2 separate regions of the Homo sapiens genome follow, and region 2 is linked to region 1. The links are chromatin contacts, found by POLR2A ChIA-PET in ENCODE. All regions are on one chromosome and are shown on one strand. Each heading gives the region's core, a stretch centred on a gene start or an enhancer-like site at or near the end of the contact. The rest is flanking DNA. Distances are from core to core; before and after follow the strand shown. Region 1 holds the start of P4HA1 (prolyl 4-hydroxylase subunit alpha 1). Region 2 holds the start of LINC00857 (long intergenic non-protein coding RNA 857).

Region 1 (4,784 bases), core at 591-3,090:
TTTCCTAGTTAGTCTATGTAAATCTAAGAAACATTTGTCATCAGCTATCAAAAACAATGGCAGGACTTAAGGCACAATGTCCCAAAACCAAAACTGACTATGAATTTTATTAAAGGTAAGTGATAAAGTCTCTTTTCCCACATAAAGAAAAAAGTAAAATTTGAAGTTCACATTTCAGATTCTTAAATTACGCTCACAAGCTAAAAAAAAAAAAAAAAAAAAAAAAAAATCACGGGGTGTGTATTCACATTTCACATGAAGACAAAATATAGTTGAGGTTGTTCACTTTCAGCTTCTTGAATATATCGTCTTAGGATACCGATTTTCTCCATAGAAACTTGATTCTAAAAATCCCTTTAAAATGTTTTTTAAATTAACTTCCAACGTTCCTGCTATGCAGACTGAATTCTTCATCTGATTATTTTAGGAAAAGACTAGCCTCATTCATAAGCTACGTCTAAACCTAAAAGGGGAAATACGTTTCTAACCAGAACTTTAAAAAAAAAAAAAAAAAAGAGTAAAAAATTGATGAAAGAACGCTGCTGCCACGTCTTTGCCCCTCCCCCCTTCACGTAGTGGCTATTTCATCCCCTCCGAGTGCATTCCAAGCGAAAGTCCGAGAACCACTGCTCTCGGAGAAACCAGAAACAGTTAAGTGGAAATTGGCAAGTCTCTTTGGCCTTTTAGATCAATTCCTAAAAGAGGATCTAGCTGCTTCTTCAACCCTTTCTTAAAGAAAACAGTGCAAAATTCCAAGAGTCTTCACTCTATCCGGAACGCGTAAGATGTTAGTGTCTAAACATTGAATTTGTATGTAACAGAGTCGATTATTTAGGAGAAAGAGTCTCACAGTTATCATACCATCCTTCCTCCCCATTGAAACATACATCCGGGGGCCAGCCATGTAATCCAACTCAAAATCCTCACACAACCATGGAATTTGTTGGACTGATGTGGACTTTTAAAAGCTGCAAATTCTCGGCAGAGAGAGACAGAGAGACAGAGATTGAGAGAAGAGCTCTTGTCTCTTTTTAAAAAAAGTTATGGGGAAGAAGAGGGAAGGAAGCTTCCCTGACGACGAGGTGACCTGAGAGCCTACTTCCTCGGCGCTACGAGCAGAAAGCTCGGCGCCCCGGGCTACGTCTGGCAGCTAATGCTGCACCGCTGCGCGCAACAGATGAGTTCAGCCGGAACTTTCTGGGGAGGTCCCCCCAGCTCCCGGCGACTTTCGATAGGGCAAAAATGCCTGGCGCGCTGCGGATCCAGCTCCAAGCCTTAAAATCCGCTCTCCACCGCCACATGCGAACCATCTGCGGCTGTGGCGGCCAAAAGCCCACGCCCCGCGCTTGCGTTCCCCTTAGCCTCGTTAGGGAGGACCAGGTGCAGGGGAACTTGGAAAAAAAAAAAAGCAACAGAGTGATTCCTCCCCGGGAAGGAAAATTCAAGAAAGTCCTGGTCCCTAGGGCGGGGACTGAGGCTGCAGCAGCCCCAGCGGTCCGAGGCGCACTAGGGACAGAGGTGGGAAGGGGGGCACGAAGGAGCGCGGGCGCCGGGAGTCGCGTGGCGCAGGGAGAGGGGCCGAGTCTCCCGAGGGGAAGGAACCGAGGCTGCTGTGGTAACCTGGGGAACCCCCGCCCCAGAAGTACCACCACAGCGGGAAGGAATGGATCGCCGCAGCCGTCCGAGAAGGTCCACGGCTGCCCAGTGGCCTCAGTCTCCGGGATCGAGGGAGCGTCTCACCTGGAAAGTGGGACGAGAGGGCGGCGCGCTCTTCAGCCCCCAGTCGCCTCCACTCGGAGCGGCTACTTCCTACCCTCAGCCCGCTGGCGGCGCGACTGGGCAGCAGAGGGAGCCCGTTAGCCCTTTTATAACCTCTAGGCCGCGATGGCAGCGCCAGGGAGGAGGCGACTGCAGCCCTCGCTACGTGAGCTCGATCACACCAGCGCCCCGGCGACTGCGCAGGCGCCAAGCCCGTGCCTCCCTGCTGCCCCCACCCGTGGCCGGCCCGTGGAGTCTGAGGCCGAGAGGAGTGGCTGGGACCGGCCGCCGTGGTGTGGGTAAGCGGGAGTGGGATGTAACGCGCCTGCGCAGGGTTCTCGCCCCGCCACCGTTACCGTGGTTACCACGGGGTTTCCCCCGCTCCTGTTCAGTTTGCCTCCTTGATTTCAGGGTCCGCGTCAGGCCTAAGCGACGAGGCCGCCGGCAATAAAGTATCTTAAAAATGAGAAGAGGAACGTGGGAGTGTAGAAAATAAAGCAGAATTTTTCTAGGGTGGAAAATAATAGAGATTCAGTCTTGGTATCTCAGCTGTCTTGTTCCTCTCACATCTCAGCACTCATTTTATACTAATCGTGCTCTATCTCCTACCTTTATACCTTATCAGTAGATAATAGACTAAGAGCTCCAGGGTCAGGTTATCTCAATTCAAATCCTGCCTCAATCCTGTGTGTAACACTAGGCATTAACAACCTCTCCGTATCCGTTTACTCATCTGTAAAATAGAAATGACGGTACTACCCATCTTGTAAGATTCTTGTGAGAATAAAATGAGATAATGTATGTAAAGCACTTAACACATGCCTCACACACAGAAATGACTTAGTAAATATTAGATTCTCCAGTAACATTAATTTATATAAGGCACCCAATGTTGCGTTTGATCTTAGTCTAACATTTGCCTTAGTTATAAAGTAACCCCAAACCAAGGGTTTCTTTATATCTCCCTGTACTATGAGGGAGAATACAATGAAGAAGATAATTTTTTCCTTGTCAGTTAAAGAGAAAAATGAGTTGCTAAGACTTGTTATTCATTAAGAATTGTGGTTTCTAAAGTTTTCCATGTATGCTAAAAAGTATAGCAATAATTAACATTTGACTTACGCAGGAGGTGAGTGATTATATAGCTACAGAAAGAGAGAGAGGGTACTCTGGGAGCACTAGGCAACTAAAAAGTAGATATAATGATGTCTAAATCAATGGTTCTGAAAGCGTAGTCAGGGAATCCATAAGGTCAAAATTATTTTCATACTAAGACTTTATTTTCATACTAAGACTTACTGCCTTTTTCACTCTAATAACAATACAGTGAGGTCTTCCAGAGACTACATGCCTGTGATACAGATGGAACGCAGACACAGATATGAGAATCTTCTATTAGCCCAGACACTGAAGAGATTTGCAGAAATGTAAAATAATGCCACTCTTCTCACTAAATTATTTTGCTTTGGAAAATAGTTATTTTTCATTAAAAATATGTTATTAGGCCAAATGAAGTGGCTCACACCTGTAATCCCAGCACTTTGGGAGGCCGAGGCGGGAAGATCACCTGAGCCCAGGAGTTCGAAATCAGCCTGGGCAACATGGCCAGACCCTCTCTCAAAAAAAAAGTTATTTATGTTATGTTAACATGTAACAGGTTTATTATTGTTGTTTTAAATGAATAAATATTTTATATGTTTGTTTTAATTCCTAATATAGTAAATGTTGATAAATATGATCCACATAAAAGCTTTTTGGAGTCCTCAATACTTTTTAGGAGTATAAAGTAATTATAAGACCAAAGAGGCAGGGCGTGCGGTGGCTCACACCTGTAATCCCTGCACTTTGCGAGGCCAAGGCAGACGGATCACAAGGTCAGGAGATCAAGACCATCCTGGCCAACATGGTGAAACCCTGTCTCTACTAAAAATGCAAAAATTAGCTGGGCATGGTGGCAAACACCTGTAATCCCAGCTACTCAGGAGGCGGAGGCATGAGAATCATTTGGACCCAGGAGGCAGAGGTTGCAGTGAGCTGAGATCACACCATTGCACTCCAGCCTGGGGACAGAGTCAGACTCCATCTCAAAAAAAAAAAAAAAAACTTCCTCAAATGGAGCTGTAATCAACATATTCACTAGCCCTACATAGAGCTGACTCTGAAAGTTGACAGTTTACTCAGTAATTAAAATGGCCGTAGACTCTGAAGCAGATTTACTGTGAAGCTAAGGAGGCTTCAGCTTCAGGTGCCCTCATTTACACTAGCCCTTTCCAAGTCCCTGGAAGGGTCCCTAGTAATATGTTCACACTGTCCTATGCTTCTGTAAAATTTATAAAAGTAATGTATTTTAAACTGCAATCTTTAGTCCTTAGTGACTTCCCTCCACCATGTTTCCCTTTGTCTAGTGTTGGAGTGGCAAGCAAACATTTTTGAAATTTAGCTAAAGGGAAGTTGAGTTAGGAATACATTTGGTTTGAATTTACTGGGATATATTTTTATAACCCACAGTCACTTCCATGTGTAGTTAAGATATTGCCAGCTGTCCCAGTGGCTTCCAAGAATACTCCAATTGCCCGTTGTGCTGATCCACCCAGCATTGCAAAACAAAGGTGCAGGGCCAGAACTCTTGAAGTTATTTTAATGTGTCCAATGTTCTAGCATCAAAAACTATGTGAATAGTAGAAGAGAAGCAGGGTTGAAATTTTGGGAACCTGAAGCTAATCTGTGGGAAATTATTCCAATTATTGGATGTGTAAAATTGTAAAGATTTAGCATTCATCAATACCTAGCCAAAAAAGTGTTGTTTTTTTCTTAGAGACAGGGTTTCACTCTGTCACCCAGGCTGGAGTGGAGTTGCATGATCATAGCTCACCGTAACCTCCAACTACTGCGCTCCAGCGATCCTCCCACCTCCCAAGTAGCTGGGACTACAGGCCTGCACGACCATGTCCGGGTTTTCTGTAGGATTTTGTTTTGTTTGCAGAGACAGGTCTCACCATGTGTCCAGGCTGGTCTTGAACTCCTGG
Region 2 (4,744 bases), core at 616-3,115, 7.1 Mb after region 1:
AAAGGTCAAACGCATTTCCTTTATAGCAACACTCGGTGGTGGTGGAGGGGGGAAGGTCACGCACAGTATGTGAGGAAGGGAGCGGTCAGTGACTATCGTGGAGAAACCTGACAAACCACCCAGCCGTCAAGGTGACCTCGACAGGGGTAAATCATACTGATTGCATGCACCGCTTGTGGTCTTCCTCCCAAGAACACCTAACCCCACTGTAATCATGAGGAAAACATCACAAATCAATTGAGGCCCTTGCCATATACATGACCAGTACTCCTGAAAACTAGCAAGGTCATCAAAAACAAGGAAAGTCTAGGACACTGTCACAGCCAAGAGGAACCCACGGAGATATAAAAATGACTTAAGATGTTAATAATAGGAAAAGCCCGGGTTTATGAGAATTCCCTGTATTCACACTTTTTCTGTAAATCTAAAGATGTTCTAAAAATAAAGCATATTTTTAAAAGGTCACCCAGGTAATATATGCATATATGGTAGGTATACAATTTTTTTTTTTAATGAGTGGTGGCTGACGCCTGTAATCTCAGCACTTTGGAAGGCCAAGACAGGAGGATGGCTTGAAGACAGGGCTTCCAGACTAGCCTGGGCAACATAGTGAGACCCAGTCTCTAAAAAACTAAAAATAAAAAATTCAAAAAATGAGTAAAAATTGAGATTCACTCTTCCCTCCACTCCCCCAGCCCACTCTTAGGTGTGTCCTTCCAAATATCTCTCTTTAACACTGTGTGTGTGTGTTTACATAAACGTATTGTTTACAAAACGATATTGCAGTACTTTTCTGCAACATGTTTTTTTACTCACTATATCTTGGAGGGTCTTTCCATACAAGTGCTCCTGAACAGACCTGGTTCTTCCCATCCACTGCACACTGCGCGCCATCGTGCGCTTCACCATTCTTCATTACCTAGCTCCTTACTGAAGGACATTTAGGTTGTTGCCTATGTTTGGCTGTTACAAACAAGCTGCTGGTTCGATTTTCCTTTTTTTTTTTTTTTTTCTGAGACGGAGTCTCGATCTGTCGCCCAGGCTGGAGTGCAGTGGCGCGATCTCGGCTCACTGCAACTTCCGCCTCCCGGGTTCAAGCGATTCTCCTGCCTCGGCCTCCTGAGTTGCTGGATCTACAGATGCCCACCACCACGCCCGGCTAATTTTCATTTTTAGTAGAGACGGGGTTTCACTATGTTGGCCAAGCTGTTCTCGAACTCCTAGGCTCAAATGATCCGCCCGCCTCGGCCTCCCAAAGTGCTGGGATTACAGGCGTGAGCCACCGCGCCCGGCCCGATTTGCGTTTTAAAGTCGCTCTGAACAATAAAATCCGGAAGGACTGGAGGGGAGGCTCCGACCTTCTCCCTGTCTGGGCAGGTGTGCTGGTGCCGGGCAGGAACGGTGCCTTGGGACAGCCTGGCCCCGGCCTCACAACGGGCCCCGGGCGCTCAGTCATATTCCGTGGCCGCTCCAACACCCCCTACCCCCACCAGCAGGCGCGGCTCTCTTTCGGGGCTGGACTGCATTTTTTGGACATGAGTCGGCGAGTGAGGGTGAAACTCAGGCCAAAGTCTCCAGAGCCGCTCGGAGAAAACGCTGCCTGGAACAGAAGAGCAGAGGATCAGAGGCACCACCAGAGACTCTCAGAGTGGGTTATTACCCTGGTGGGGGCGCCTGCTGCGGCGTAGGAGATGGCGGGACTGGGGGCGCGGGTGTGAAGCCCCCAAGAAATCTGTGTGAATTTCCTGGGGAGGTAAGGTCTCCAGGCGCTCTCTCTGGGCCCGGGGATTGGTCCGGGAAGGTCTCCTGGCGCCTACCCAGCCCCCACTGCCTGGACGCCTGCGCCTGCTCTGCCGCCCCACAGCGACCGCGAAGGCCAGCTTCTTCGAAAGGCCCATTTTTCTCCGTGGCTGAGCGAATGCTCCTAGAATACCACGTTTATAATAAATCATGTAGGGTGGAATTCCTGCTGGATGTATACACCTTTCTGCATCAGAGCTCTTCAAACCCAGAATGGTGAATAGCTACCCCTGGGCTTACCCTTTTATAATTTTCAACAAACCTGCGTTTAGCCCCGGCTAGGTGCCAGCAAGTTGCTAGGGACTGAGGAGGCTCTGCAGAGGACCCGAGCTGAGGCCCTAATCCTCAAGGCCAATGGCAGGGGTCACCGCCCAGGCACCCCCAGAGAACGCGGTGTGAAGGAAAAGACACCAAACTCGGTGTTCAAATGTGTGGGATCTATTCTAGTTCTGATTCTGACACTTGCAAGTCATGCATCCTCCGAGCCTCGGCTTTCTCACCTATAAAATCTTCAACGTGACCTATAAAAATCCATAAAATCACCCCTGCTTCATTGTTTCCCAGGGCTCATAGAAACATCATACAAGGTAAGGGAAGGTGAGTGCACTGTAAAAAATGGTGACGTGCTATATAGCTCTGAGTAGTATGGTATATAAGCTTCCTTTTTAAAAATTTTAATTTTAGGGCCAGTGTTGGGATTACGGGTGTGAGTTACCGCACCCGGCCTCTTTTGTTGTTTTCTAATAAGTATATATGACTATCATTTCCCTCAAAAGTCTGCTTTAGCTGAATATCACAAGTTTTAATATGCTATGCTTTTGTTATCACTTAGTTATACATATTTGGATTTTGTTGTTGTTGTTGTTACAGAGTCTCGCTCTGTCGTCCAGGCTGGACTGCAGTGGCAAGATCTCAGCTCACTGCAACCTCCACTTCCCGGGTTCAAGAGATTTTCCTGCCTCAACCTCCTGAGTAGCTGGGATTACAGGTGCACGCCACCACACCCGGCTAATTTTTTAATTTTTAGTAGAGATGGGGTTTTACCATTTTGGCCAGGCTGGTCTCCAACTCCTGACCTCAAGTGATCCACCGGCCTCAGCCTCCCAAAGTGTCGGGATTACAGGCGTCAGCCACTGTGCCTGGCCAATATTTTGTTTTTTATGTTAGGATTGTATGCTTAATTCATGGATTATTTAGACGTATATTTTCCATTCTTTTTTTGTTTTCAAACTTCAGTTTTTTAAAAAATAATAATAATCATTTGGGGAGGGGCCCAGTGGCTCAGGCATGTAATCCCAGCACTCTGGGAGGCCAAGGTGGGAAGATCGCTTGAGATCAGGAGTTTAAGACCAGCCTGGGCAACACAGTGAGAGCCCCTCTACAAAAAAAAATTTAAATAAAAATAAATCAATCATTTTGTCATTGATCTCTAACTTTAATGCTTGGAGATGAGGAAATGTGTTCTTTTAGAATTTGTTAATGCCTCCTTTGTGGCCTCATATACAGACTTTTTTTGGCTGTCCCAATTTTTGTGAACGTCTCTTCACTTTTTATGTGGTTTTTTTTTCTCTATATCTCTCCATCTAGCTTGCTAATCAGGTTATTTAGATCTTTTATCTCCTGGGTTTTTTTTTTTTTTCTCTCCTGTTCAATCCATTGATTTCTGAAAGAGTAGGTTTAACATTTCCCACTTTTATTGTAGTTTGTCAATTTCTCCCTCTAATTTAGTCTGATTTTGCTTTATACTATTTTTTTTGGTTTTTTGATTTTTGTTTAAGAGGCAGTGTCTCACCATGTTTCCCAGGCTGGAGTACAGTAGCTATTCACAGGTGTGATTATAACTGCAGCCTCAAACTCCTGACCTCAAGCCATCCTCCTGCCTCAGCCTCCTAGGTGGCTGGCATTACAGCCATGTACCACCTCACCCGGCCAGCCTTATAATTTTGAGAGCAAATTATTAGGCTTATACAAATTAATATTGTTTTATCCTTTTATGACTTATTCAGTTTTATTACTTTTTGTATAAATATTGTTATCCTGAGATAGCATTTGTCTAGTATATGTTTTATTTCTCCTTTTTTACTCTTTCTGTATTGTTACTTAGGTTTATCTCTTGGAAATGACATATTGTTTTTTACAAGATTTAAAAAGTTCATCTGAGTTTCTATTTCTAATTTGTGAGTTTAACCAGTTCACATTGATAAGAATAACAGAAATATTTGGGTTTATTTCTGCCATCATTTGTGTTATACATATACCCTTGAAATGGATATTCATCTAGAACACATTGATAAAATCCTATAAATTATTACAAACTGGAATTCTTCCATGCTGCTTGGTAAATAGCTGCTCACCTGAGACCCCACAGTGCCCCCACTCCTGACCTTCTTCTGATCTGGCAAAAAAGGGTCAATGCTTCTCACAGGGAGACCCTCTAGGACCTTTTCTAAGATTCTAATTAGTCAGCAAACAGGCTACACCAGTGGCTTAATATTTCAAATATCATGTACAATATGCTTTCTTGTTGTTTCTTTTTTCTCTTTCCCTGCATTCGTTTGGATTGTTTGAATTTTCTTTAATAGGAGGGAGGTACAAGAATTACAGATGTATCAATAAATACCAGCCTACTAGTACCTTTACCAGAATATCCCTCAAAAGCTCAAATTTATCATGTCAAGAAATGAACTTTTTCTCTCTAAACCTGCTTTTTCTCCTGGGTTCTGTCCCCCGCTGGGGTACCACAGTCTGACAAGCCATTCCAGCTAGAGATCTGATAGCAGCTGGATTTCTGTCTGCCAGAATCATTTTTCAAATGCTGTCAATAGAGACGGATTCACCAGGAAACTGCAAGGCCCCTTGCTTGCATGGGCTCTTTACAAGGTCCTGGTGGGAAAGGCTTTAACAATGTTTGACATGGTAATATGTTTTTACAGACTTTGCAAAA

What was found. ChIA-PET counts read pairs that join two places held with the same protein, here RNA polymerase II (POLR2A).
Region 2: POLR2A ChIA-PET joins it to region 1 with 21 read pairs in PC-3. The contact joins the promoter of LINC00857 here to the promoter of P4HA1 in region 1. POLR2A ChIA-PET finds 5 or more read pairs at or near these places in 2 of 52 experiments (HepG2 and PC-3).

The regions. Positions count from the first base shown.
Region 1 is chr10:73,095,026-73,099,809 of GRCh38, forward strand. P4HA1 (prolyl 4-hydroxylase subunit alpha 1) reads right to left here and starts at 1,841. Exons shown (of 15, transcript NM_001017962.3): 1 at 1,741-1,841. RefSeq lists enhancers at 1,222-1,977, 2,222-2,291 and a silencer at 1,862-2,191.
Region 2 is chr10:80,205,845-80,210,588 of GRCh38, forward strand. LINC00857 (long intergenic non-protein coding RNA 857) reads left to right here and starts at 1,866. Exons shown (of 2, transcript NR_038464.1): 1 at 1,866-2,387. RefSeq lists enhancers at 691-1,332, 1,103-2,302, 1,333-1,974.